Regions from separate parts of the Mus musculus genome. Here region 2 is linked to region 1. The links are chromatin loops, found by intact Hi-C in ENCODE. Cell type or tissue: left cerebral cortex. All regions are shown on one strand. Each heading gives the region's core, and the rest is flanking DNA. Links, peaks and the distances in the headings are about the cores only.

What was found. Peaks named below come from ENCODE experiments on the same cell type or tissue, not always from the same donor. Only the 100,000 strongest peaks of a DNase experiment are listed, where the experiment ranks them.
Region 2: a loop joins it to region 1, with 2.2 times the contacts of the local background. A loop is called at or near these places in 3 of 42 quality-filtered maps.

What each region holds. Positions count from the first base shown.
Region 1 is chr3:68,672,318-68,678,849 of GRCm38, reverse strand. No RefSeq gene overlaps it. Among named protein-coding and RNA genes, the nearest start is that of Il12a, 16 kb to the left of the region's middle. In left cerebral cortex, for the core only: no CTCF peak of the experiment used is centred there; DNase peaks (open chromatin) are centred at 1,796, 2,280, 3,235 and 3,492; H3K4me3 peaks cover 329 bases; H3K27ac peaks cover 3,067 bases.
Region 2 is chr3:68,586,331-68,592,862 of GRCm38, reverse strand. All of the region lies in intron 5 of Iqschfp (Iqcj and Schip1 fusion protein), which reads right to left. All of the region lies in intron 2 of Schip1 (schwannomin interacting protein 1), which reads right to left. Among named protein-coding and RNA genes, the nearest start is that of Gm22073, 42 kb to the right of the region's middle. In left cerebral cortex, for the core only: no CTCF peak of the experiment used is centred there; DNase peaks (open chromatin) are centred at 3,451 and 5,444; H3K27ac peaks cover 2,179 bases.

The DNA.
Region 1 (6,532 bases), core at 655-5,654:
AAAAGTGCTGCTCAGAGGGTGGCCTCTATTATAGGACACCTGTACACTCTGATGCACTAAGTCAATAAAGGCACAACTGAAAAAAAAAAAAGGTGGAGAGTGGAGAGCCATTAGGGTAGTGGCTACATTACTCCTGATAGCTTGGGTGGCTACGGGAATGGTTGGTAGAGGTGGGGTGGGGGTGGGGAGGAAGAGTCAGTGGGGTAGGTGGGAGTGGCAGTTACTGTGAGTGAGGTAGCATGGGTAAAGGTGGAGTGCTGTGGGTGTACTGAAAGCAAAGTCACCAACATGCCATTCCCTCGACTGCCTCTGGACTCTCTGACTTTCTGCAGATTTCATTTTGTATTTTAAGAATTTTATAATGATCGAAGGGATATGCTTTCAAAGTATTATTTAGGTAGGTCAAACAAGTCCAGGGGTGCAGACCTGTAATCAAAACTGCTCAGGAACAAAATCCCTGGCATGGAGTTGGGGGAGGGGAGAGGGGCACAGAGTCTCGGCACTAGGGAGAGAGGTGTTGACCTCTGACAGTTGCAGGGAGAGAAAGACTCTGTTGATTTTTAAGGCTGTGGCCCCCCACAGGTCAACCCCACTCTAGGCAGGCCACTACCAAGGGACTACACAAACTAGACTCAACAGTTAAAAAGTAGAGGAGGGGAGGTGCATCTAGGAGGAGGGGGTGAATATGACCAAAATATATTGTACAAAATTCTCAAAGAATTAATAAAAATATTTAAAAACTCCAAAAATAAAATAATTCCCAGGATGGATGGGGTAAATTTTATATCACAGCAGAACATATGCTAATATCTTACAAACTAACTTTCATGAGAGATGATACAAGATTTCCAGACCTTGGCATGGATCTGAGATTAAAGACAGAGGCAGATTGGAGCCCCTATGTGCAAGCCCAGTGGAGGGAGGCAGAGACAGGAGAATCCTGGAACCACAACGACCAATCTGGAGAGTTTGTCACACAAATTACTCAGTGAAATTTATCAATAACACAGACAAAGTAATTAAGAACATGAGGACCCCAGTAGGCCAATGAGAAAAATCATTAACAGACAACTCACTGAAGAAAGCTATAGTTAATAACTATGTTAAAAAGATATGAGACGGCTCAACCAAATACAGGTACATGAAATAAATCCTTTTAGGTTGACAAAGGTATGAAAGGGAATTCATAATGAAACTGTTTCTGAAAATAAATTTGACAAAGTTTATCAAGAATCTGAACTTTCTGGAGCCGTTGACCCCGATAAAGCCAGGAATATACCTTAAAGAATTTCAGAAATGCAAAAGACAAAAATTGTAATAACAAAATAAATGCCAAAGTATGGGCAGGTCTCTCATTAGAGAAGCTTAAATGTGGTTAGCATTTACAGAATATAATACAGCCTTATGATTAAGTTTACAAAGAGCTTTGTCAAAATAACCTATGAACATTAAAAATAAAATAAAAGCAAGTGACTTAAAGCTATTGTGGGAGGAGGCTTAAGGTGCTGCAAGCTCGCTTAGACCTGAAACAGCTTAGGAACAGGGAAGTTGGAGAGGGACGGCATAGGAAGTGGAGAGAATCAGCCAAAACGTTGCCAGTAACTGTCACGGAGTCACGGCTGTGGCCACAGCTGAGTTTGAAGATCACTGTGTGCAACATCCTGTCGCGGTACCAGGAGATAAACGCGGGGCCTGTGTGAGGGTTGGCGGTCTGCTTCCGTGGAGACCCACTTGACAGAAGTCTGAGTTTCCCCCTCAGCATCTCTCCGCAGCCTAAGAATAGCAGAAGCCGAGAAAAATGAGTGTTGGATAAACTCAAGTTTGGAACTGGGCAGAAGGAGGTGGGAGGGAGTCAGGGTAAGGAAGGCAGCTGGAGTGCCTGCTTGAGCAATGAGTCACTCAACGGAAAGCCACCAAACATGTGTACTGGGTGCCAGGCACTGGCTCCTCTGCACCTGGGGCGGGGCGTGGGGGGCGGGGGGCGGTATCAGGGACTCAAAAACACTTGGGGGAAAGGACGGGGTGGGGGTGGGGGGAAGGCTGAGAGCAAGACACGAACTACATAATAAGCTGAATATGATTGTGTGATTGGAAACGAAGGAAATGGCAGAGCTTGGAAGCCCCAAACTGCAAATATTTATTTTAAATTTGCTCCCCTTTCTTCCTTAACTATTTTTGCATTATTTGAATTATATCTGATCACATGCGTACAGAGGCACAGACTCCCTGCTTTGAGTTCTGAACAAGCTCTGGGTGGGCATAGCAAAAAAAGACAGATTTTATAAGCGGGAATTGCTTGATGAACTATTTATAAAGATAACTGCTTGGCACGTGTGCACAAGGCTGCCTTCTTTAGAGGGTTAAGGGCGTATCTGAGAGATCGGGCACTGATTTAGCACACATTAAAAACCTTGGATTTGCTCACCATAACTGGCACCCCTCAAATTAACAACATAAGTCAGTGTAGACTTGTGCAAATATGGCGATTTGCAACTTACTCGGAGAATATCAGCCAACCAAAATGAAATGCACTGGGGTGGGGGGAGGGGAGCAGGGCGGTGGGGAGACAGAGGGTGAGCATCAGGTCACTCGGGACTGCTAAGTCTTTTCTGTATTTGTTTCTACCTTGTTTACTTTTGAAATGGCCAAGGACAGCTGGACACCCTAGCTCATGCCAGGAGTCCCAGTGTGAAGGCTGAGAGAGGAGGATTTTGAGTTCAAGGATAGCTGGCCTAAGGAAACAACAAAATTTAAAAAGCAAACAAAAGGCCAAAGAGTTTGTGACTTGATTCATTCACCAAAGCTGGTCTAAGTATAGTCCGGGTAGAAAGGGAGGCATTACAGGGGGCAAAGGTACCTAAAGGTTACTTACTACCCCCAGGATACAATAAGAAGGCATGAAGGTACACTCTACATAGCTCATACCAAAGAAATAAAAGAAAGCTTAAGAAATCCAGGACACAGAGAAACACTGTCTCGAAAAACCAAAAACCAAACCAAACCAAACCAAACCAAACCAAACCAAACCAAACCAACAACAAAAACAACAAAAAAACATCAACAACTAAAAAGCAAAACAGCAACACCGAGGTAAGAGGCTGGCGAGATGGTGCAGCAGTTAAGAGCACTGGCTGCTCTTACAGAGAAGCCGGCTTATTTCCCAGCATCCACTGCGGCTCCTACATCAGACACAGAGCCCCAGAGTCTGAATTTTACCGATATGGATGTGCGACTTCCACCTTTCAAGGATATTCCATTTGCTTGCCAAGGAGTCGGTACAAACACCTTGTGAACAGTGTCCCAGCATGTCTCTGTGAACCCCAAAATGGGTCAGGAAGGCATTAAACAGAAGTGGGTTGTCCCTAGATGATATGTAAGAACACTAGCATAAAAAGCTTTTATGGTCTGTCTCAATTATTTAATCTCTGCCAGTTCAGATGAGCGTCCTCTGCCTCTGTGCTAATCCACACCGACATGTGAAGTGAGGCAAGCTATTCCCGTAGCATTCAGGAACGGAAATAGAGGTGTCAGAGGAACTTGGGAAGCAGAAATGAAGAAATGACGTCCATATAATAGCTGCTGTTTAAAAATATACTGTGAAAACTGCCAACAGGGCTGTGCATAGATGCAGCAGGTCTGGAGAAGTGCTGGCCATTTTGAGCCATTTTCTCTGATGGTTACAAACAGCTTCAACCACAGAGGCTGTGTCTATAGATATTTTCTGAGACTGATTCTCTAAGTTGCACTCTAAAAGTAATCACAAAGGTATGTGTTTTCCTTATTGGAAGGAACCTTAAAGGGCTTCATTTCCAAACCCTTTGTTCAATGGAGGTAGTAACGTAATATGACCCAGAGTGGAGAGGTGACCTGCTAAAGTCAAGTTAATGATTTATGTCAAGAGCCAGAAGAGATCTGGGGCCCTCAACTCCCACCAGAGTCCTTTCTCTTGCTCTGCAAGGCCTTGATTAATAAACTACCTGCTTCCTGAAAACTAACCTGCAGGGGTCATTCTTATATGGTGCTCGGGACACTTCCATCCTCAGAAGTATAGCTTGTCTTTCTTGGGGAAACCCAGACTTTTGGGGTCATACACACATAGCCATGTTCTGTGTTTTTGAGGAAGGGATGAGGGTGATTTTGAGTTTCATGTGTGCAAGTGTGTATGTGTGTGTGTAGTGTGTTCCTTTCTTTAAAAAAATTATTTGTTCTTCTATAATGAGCCTGTTATTGCTTGTGTCTTCAAAAAAACTAAACCATTTTAAGAAATATTATAGGGTCCAGATTATAAACAGGTGTCATACTCATATGGGCAAGGCAAACACTCTACCAAGTATGTGTGTGTGTGTGTGTGTGTGTGTGTGTGTGTGTATGTATGTATGTGTGTGTATGTATGTGCATGTATATGTGTATATATATGTGTGTGTGTGTTTGTGTGTGTATATATATATATATATATATATATATATATATATATATATTTAAAAAGCACCAAGATAGATATTTTTCTTTTAAACAAAGTTGTATTATGTAATTCTGGTTGGCTCAGAACTTGCTATGTAAATCAGACTGACCTCAGACTCTTATGATGGCACACCTGTCTCTTCTTCATGTGCTAGAATTAAAGGCAACTCAGTGTTGATTTAACTTTAAACACGTGCTGCTTTCTTTGTTCTTATCTCTTCCCACAGCTCAGCTCTCTCCTTGGAAATGACTCTACTGTGAAAAGTATAGTCTTCTGAATTCATTTTCACACAGATGTTATGATGGGAAAATTTCTCAGGTTTTTTAAAAAAATGGATTACTTTTTCTTCTTTCTTAAAGGATATGTTTGTTGGGTATAAAATTTGAGGTGGCTCTAATCTTCTTTCAGTCTATTGATGGCATCCTCATCAGTAGACTGAAATCCTTTGTCATGATTTCTGTTGTGCTTGTTAAGAGGTTAACAGGTACTAGATAACAGGCAGCTAGTTTGGGTTTTTGAATCATGGATTAGTATCATTGGCTAGTTTTGAAACCCTCTCAGCCATTATCTCTTCAGATAGTGTCTTAGTCAGGGTTTCTATTCCTGGACAAAATATCATGACCAAGAAGCAAGTTGGGGAGGAAAGGATTTATTCAGCTTATACTTCCATACTGCTGTTGATCACCAAAGGATGTCAGGACTGGAACTCAAGCAGGTCAGGAAGCAGAAGCTGATGCAGAGGCCATGGAGGGATGCTCTTTACTGGCTTGCTTTCCCTGGCTTGCTCAGCCTGCTGTCTTATAGAACCAAGACTACCAGCCCAGAGTTGGCACCACCCACAAGGGGCCTTCCACCCTTGATCACTAATTGAGAAAATGCCTTACAGCTGGATCTCGTGGAGGCATTTCCCCAAATGAAGCTCCTTTCTCTGTGATAACTCCAGCCTGTGTCAAGTTGACACAAAACTAGCCAGTATAGATAGTGTTTCATTATATGTGGTTCTTTTTGTCACAGATTAAATGTGTGGTAGACCTTCAAATATATCTTCTATATTTTTTATCCTTTTCTCTTGATTTCAATTTTTTGTGTTTCTGTGCTGCACTGTGGATATATATATATATATATATGTGTGTGTGTGTGTGTGTGTGTGTGTGTGTGTGTGTGTATTCCATATTCTAGTTCATTAGTTTTTTCATCAGCTATCTCTGGGAAGATTCAATTTTCAGCACCCACATGGCAGCTCACAACTGTCTGCAACTCCATTTCCAGTGGAGCCAACACCCTCTTCTGACCTCCACGAGTACCAGACAAGCATGTGGTGCACATACATACATGCAGATGAAAAACACCCATACACATAAAAAATAAAAAGAAAATAAATAAAGAATATAAATGATTAGAAGATTAAATGGTCTCTGACTTCCAGAGAACAAAAATGAAATGTCCAGAGATGTAAATTTAGTCAGACTTGGAGGCTGGGGCCATTGGGCACTGGCATTCCTGGGACTCCAGTAGAACATCGAGGAAATTTTGCCGTCGTGATCCTGGAGCTCCCTGCCAAGAGGCCTGGGAAGCAGCTCTAGTTCTACAGTGATCATTGCTGGAAATATTTGCTGGGCACTGAGGCTTGGGATCTTGATTGTCTTCTTTATCACTCTGGATACAGTTGGCTGAAGCAATTGGTTACAGAGTGGTCATTTTCTACTTTAAATGGCTGTAGAAGTTTGTAGTTGTAGAAGAGCTTTATGACACATCATTTGTGGCCATGGCACCCAAAAGAGAGTTGAGAGTTCATTTGGTCCTGTGGCAGCGAGTGGCAGGAGAGGAAAAACGGTCATCCAGTGGCCTAACAATGAAGATGAGGGAGACTCTGCTTACAAATCAGTGTCTTCACTCCAGGGAGCTGAGGTAGGAATAATGAGGGAGCGAAGGAAGGAGGCTAATTAAAATGGGGAACTATTTATGTCTTTTCTGGGAAGGAGGGAAGATCTTTCAGGAACTAAGGTGTTCCTTTAGGACAATGTATTTCTGATTATGGTGGCTGGTAGCTATCTTTAGCCCATAGGTTAA
Region 2 (6,532 bases), core at 623-5,622, 86 kb after region 1:
TTTCCCAGAAAAGCACAGAACACGAGCAAACCAAAAAGCAGATCACATATGACCACAGGCCAACTGTAAACAGGGATCTCTGCAAACACTGCAGCGCAGAGCATAGATGACCACAGAGCAACCATAAGCAGAGATGTTTACAAACATCTTCGCGGCCACAGATATTACCACTACAGCTCAGCCCTCCTTTTAGAACGTCTGATTCCAAGGGTTTCAAGTACTATAATTCCCCTTACTGGCAAAGCGGGGATCTTTCGTTTTCTGAGGAATTCTATCCATAGGTCAATTGGATCTCACAACTCCCAAAGCCGGAGATGAAGCCTTTGGAGAAAGGCTAATGCAATATGACACCATCCGGATGTGCTGTAGCCCGCAGAGCCATGTCCACTACTAAAAAGCCTTGGGAAACACTCTCATAAAACAAAATGTCTAAAATTATATTGATAGTAAAAAGTCAAAGAGCAACCAAGGAATAGTGGCTCACGACCAGAAGATAGAAAAGCTGTCCAAAACCAAGGTGGAGATGAAACTGTGCTTCGATATTGATGCTTAACCAGCTTTGGGCAGTTTGTCCTAGGCTATGACTGCATTCCTTACCACCACACACTATGTCTGGGCAGATATCACTTCCAGTGGCCATTAAGGGTGTTGTGAAAGCTACAGGTATCTCACAGGACTCTTAGACTACACACACACACACACACCACTCCTTTCCCAGGGTGAAACTGATCTACCCAAATGTGGTAAAAAGAAATGAGCAGGGTGTCTTGCATGGGTAGACATCGTCTATTTGAAATCCGCCTGTCTCCGGGTCCTTTCTACACTGTTTCCAGGACACAGAACAAACCCATCCCTTATATTAATACAACCGTATCATTCCTGCAACCTCTGCTAGCTTCTTCCTGCTTACTTCTGGGCCCGGTTACTTTGCAGCACCATGGTGTCTCTAAAGCAGGGCTACTTGCTATTGAACATGACAACCTGCCCAGAAATTTATAAGGGAAGGATTGGGTAGTTCTTACAAAGTATATTTAACCGGCACACAGTATTTCTGTGGAGACACAGCTGTAAGGCATAAGGAACACTGTCTGGGGAAACAACACCCTAGCCCTAATTATAAAGTCTCTGGTGTTCAGGACAATACTAGGGGCTTCCTCCTCCTAACTCATGCACATGATACAACCATAGCCAGCCAGAAAGGCTTGTCAGAGCAAGAGGAACTTAATCTCCCCCATGATTACATATATTTAAAGAATCTTTGCTTAAAAAAAAAAAAAAAAATCCCAGGACCTAACTGATAAGAACTGTACAGAAGTGCCATGGAATGAAGTTGCTGATGCTAGAGAGATGACTCTGTGGTTTAGAGTACTGACTGCCCACAAGCCTTGACTGCTCTTTCTCCATCTTCTATGCTACTGCAAACAGAAGGACACGCTTGCAAAAGCAATGAAGTAAATGCAGTGGTCTCCCTATCCAGAGGTTTCAGATCAGAGACTCAACAGGAAGGGCTTGGAGGGAATCTGTCTGGACTAAGCATATACATACTTCATTCTTGTTGTTCCCTAAGCAACACAATGACAAGGTCTCTATACTGTACCAAATATGGCAAAGAAAGTATATGAGAGTCTACACAAACTCTGCACTACTTTATGTTGGAGACTTGAACATTTATAGGTTTTGCTATCTCTATCTGACTCCATCTCTGTCTATCTTTGTCTCTCAGTCTCTGTCTCTCAGTCTCTGTCTCTCAGTCTGTCTGTCTGTCTCTCTGTGTGTCTGTCTGTCTTGGAAGTAATGTCCCATAGATACTAAGAGATGACTACACTTTCTACAAGGCTAACAAGGAAAATGGCGTTCACAGAGAAAGACCTTCCTAAGTACTCTTGGTTATATTGTTTTGGGAGCTATTGGTCTTCAGTTGGAAGTCAGGGTTCCGGGAGCTGCTGAGACATGAGTTTGTCAAGTAGAGACTACGCATGAGTACAGGCACACACACGTGCTCTCTAGGTGGCACACTTCTTTGAGTCAGTAGTTCCCTTACTTGGATGTGCATGGGCATCACCCGGAGGGCCTGTGAAAGCACAGGCCGTGCTTCTGTGTGTGAGGGCTGGGCTGCGGCTGAGGGTGTGCATGCCAAACAAGCTTCCAGATGCTGCTGTTCTAAGCAGAGTTAATCCCCCTTCCCCCATGCCCACATCTGTTCCATGTAGCCTGTCTGGCCTCTGCAGCCAGGGCCATGTGATTGTCTGGCCCTGTGCGGATGCCTGCTTTGCAGCAATTAATGATCTTCTTGACTCAGTGCAATCTATCACATAGCGATACCTGGCTCGTCACCGTTAGCATCCACCAGGGAGCCCAGCTGGGCTTCTGAGGCTCCCTGTGGGAATGTGCGCATCCTTCAGGAAATGGTGGCCACTTATTTCTCTCCTCTGCTTGGAAGACAGCTGGACTCTAATAACTGCAGGCAACTCTCCAGTGTGGGCGAGGCTGAGACTTTTAAACATCAGGAAGCTGATATACAAAATGTATTTGTTCAGTGGCAAATTTCACTGACTTTTTTTGAAAAAAAATTAAATGGTAGAAAGAAAACTCGGGTATATTGATGGTATCCCTTACTTATTTCCTTGCTGTGATAAACCATGGATTTGTAACAAGATCAAACTAGGAAAATAGTATTCTATGAGAGAGGCAATGGAATACTTTTTAATGTCAGGTGCGTAAATACTTATATAGTGCAGGTTATTTCAAATTCTTGCATTCATTTTATTCCTTTGGAAGTGCTTTTAAATGATAGATATAGACGTTTGATGGCATTGGGTCTTTCCACTGTATGGCGGAATGGATAGTAAACCTAGACACCTTCTTTTTCACTTAGTATTTCTGACATTTTTCCATCTTAGACACTTACACTAACATTCTAACAAAAAGGTTATAATGAGATATCAGACACAGGTTTCCTGAACTGCCTTTGAAATGTCAGGACCACTACTTGGGAAAGCTGGCCTTCAATACGCATTATCCAGGAGGGGATTCGTGGGGGAAGGTCCATCTGTTTTACCTGAGAATGGCTGACATCAAAAGCTCTGGGCTGCTAGTTCATAGGATGAGATGTTTATAGTAGTGCAATCATGAAGGTGGTTTTGAGCAGTGTTGCTGACTGCCTGCTTTCTCACGCCATGAGGCAAACAGATGCTGCTGTAAAAGGCTCTGCTACCAGACGGCTGAGAACTAAGGTGTTTAGCAAAGGCCTAGCCTTAGCTCAGTTGTCACTGAGAACAGGAAATTTGGTGATGGGAGAAAAGGCGCAACTCTCAAGCCTGCCTGACTGCTAGAAGCCTGTAAGTGAAACCCTAACAGGATGCAGTCGGCTTTCCACCCTCTGATCAGCATGTTCCCAAAGAGAAGCTGTTGAGAGCAGCCTGTGCTCACTTCTAGTTCTCAAAGGACTGCACACCAACGCCTTCTGTACACTGGACAGAGTCATCTGGCAACTCTATTTTTAACAAGTATGGGCATAGACGCCTGTAAGCCCATCACGGTCATCTGGTATCACCGTCAGGAACACAACAGTCCAAAACACTGCCTAGGTATGAAATGGCCCTGGTCAACTGCCAGGAAAATGGTGTCTTCAACCCACTAGCCAGATGTATTAGGATCTGGGAGAGTGGGAGACAGACAGACAATCTGACAAGAGGGCAGGGCAGGAGCTGGGCCTGAGGATACAGGTGGGGACTGACACTACTTCAGGTTACAGAAACTCTTTGAGCCTCGGGGTGTTTTGTATTTTAAGAAGAGATAATATCTATTTTTCATGTTTAATCAAAGTAAATGTAGAAAGTGCTCGCCATGTGGTCTGACAGGGAGAACATGATAGCTGATAGTTTATTAATAGAAGCTGATGTTGATATCAAAAGGAAGAGTGGGCAAGATGGGGACTGCAGAAAAGGAAAAAAAATGAAAATGCTAGAAACATCTGGAACAGGTAAGTCCATAAAGACAGAAAGTGGCTGCCAAAGGCTGACTGGACAGGGATACAGAATGACTTCTAATGGCCCCAGGTTCGTGTGGGGGTAAATACAATGTTCTCAAACTAGACAGTAGTTTGCACCAGCTTGTGAATATACTAAAAGTCATTTTAAAAAGTGATTGTTGTTGTTGTTGTTGTTTTGACAATGTCTCACTATGTAGCCTTGGCTGACCTGAAACTTGCTATATAGACCAGGCTGGATTTGAACTGGAACTCACAGAGATCCACCTGCCTCTGCCTCCCAAGTGCTGGTATTAAAGGGATGTGCTACCACTCCTGGCACCAAAGGAATTCGATGTGTGAGAATTATATTTCAGCTTTCATAAAATACTATACTGATCCCCCAAAAGAAAGAACTAGAGCCCTAAATGTAATTCCTAAGAAGAGAAAGTAGAGGAGAAAGGAGGAGGCCAGGACAAGAAAGGGAGGTGACTATGGTTTGCTGAGCAAGAAGAAACCTAATGTGCGCAGTGTTTCACTATACACTCTAGAAACAGCCTATTCCCTGACCATCATGGCTGACTGAGGTGTGGCCATTGGGTGACAGAATGCAAGGGATCCAGAACCATAAGCTGAGAGCATCACACTGAGAACCTCTGATTCCTCACTCTGAAGAAAAGGAGACCCCAGGACCAAAACTGGCAAGGATTTCCCCGAGGTGGCAGGGGGGAGCTGAAAACACATGGGACACAGGGCCCAGGCTTGGGTGACTAACTTGGTTCTTCAGGCATATTCACGCCTCTGAGACAGGGAGCCGAGCTGGGAGGGTTAATGGAGGTCGGGGCGGCTTTGCCTTGGTAATTGTGTGGGGAGGGCAGAGCCTGTCAGGAATGGCAGCTGGCATTCCATGCTCCTGTTTATTGCAGTTTATCTCAGGCAGTCATTTCCATTCACCTTTTAAAAAAAACATGAGGCGCAGCTGTGGCTTCACTTTAAATATTTCTCCTTCCAGCCTTTTATGTTTTTTTCCCTCCATGGGGTCCTCCCTAATCTTTCTCTGTAATTAGATGGAAGACACTTGGGACAACACCTCTGTGGGACAAAGCTGAGCTGGCCAGGTCCTGGGACTGCACTGCTTCCCTTATTCTGTGCACAGTGGCCTGGGAACAGAAGGCTTCCCGGACAGAGCTGCAGCCCGTCTAAGGCTGTGTGCTAAACCGAATACTCACTAATTCCTTTCTCCCGGCTGCTAGTGTTCATTTGGATATCCTCTACCCTGGCACAGCCTTGGCTAAAGAATATGGAGGTCCATACTGGATGTGGACATTTTTCCAGGGCAGCACCTCTTCGTGGAGCGTGTTTTTCTGCTGCTAAGCTCCTAGAGGGAAGACTCAACCTCCCTTCAATGACCTTGCTGCAGAGTGTGTGTGTGTGTGTGTGTGTGTGTGTGATCAAGAAGGCTGCTGGGGAACGATGGAGGAGGTGGGTAGTGGACATACGCCAAGGGCCTCCTTGTTCTCACACATGCTCGGTGGTGGCGGTGGGTCTTCTTCTTCCTTCTCCTCCTCCTCTACCTCCTCTTCTTCCTTCTCCTCCTCCTCCTCTTCCTTCTTCCTCTGCCTTCTTCTTCCTTCTCTTCCTCCTTCCCCCTTCACTCCTCCCTCCTTCCCCTCCTTCTTCTAAAGACTTACTTTTCTGTGTTTGCCTGTACAGATGTGTGTGTGTGTGTGTGTGTGTGTGTGTGTGTGTGTGTGTGTGCGTGCCACATATGAGCCTGGGGTCCGAGAAGACCAGAGAGAGAGAGAGACTGTCGGATCCCCAAGAATGGGATTTACAGGAAGTCGTGAACTGCCCTGTGGGTGCCAGAAGCCAAACCTGAGTCACGTGCAAGAGCAGAGTGTGCTGTCGTCTCTCAGGCCTCTGTGGTTCCTCAGCAGAGACTCAGCAGTGACCACTGCGGAGCAGGGGAGTGGTGGGCTAAGCACACACCCCTCATTCATGGCCGAGACCTCCGCTTTTCCCCCTAAGTACTGTGATGTGTTCTCTATTTAGTTTGGTTTTACTGTGGTTATTGAATAAGCCGGGTTCTTAATGAAACATCTTTCCTACAGGCAGGCCTTCCCCAAGGAAAAGGGACAGCTGCATAATCTTTTCCTTCCTCTGCCTCGGTGAATCTAATTTTAGTCATCGGAAAGTGACCTTTCCCCCTGAAGGCTGTTTGTCTGACTTTAAAACAGCCCTGTAAAACAATCCCTATACGCACATGGTATTTATTAATGTGACCCGTTCAGGGAACTGTGTGGCACCTGAGCAGCAAACACTGTTTTTAATGCTGGGCCTTAATGAGAGGAGAGTTCACAGAAAAGGAAAGGAGATTTCATTTGGGGTTTTATTTTTATTTATAAGCATTTTATTCTCTCAACTAGCAATTTGTGCATATGTTTTAGACATTTGTACTTATAACGGCGAGTCCATGTAATTGTGGAATAAAATAAATGTATACTTGAGGCATAGGCCCCATTACATTTAACTGATGGATACAAGATCAAAATGACTGTAGGGTAC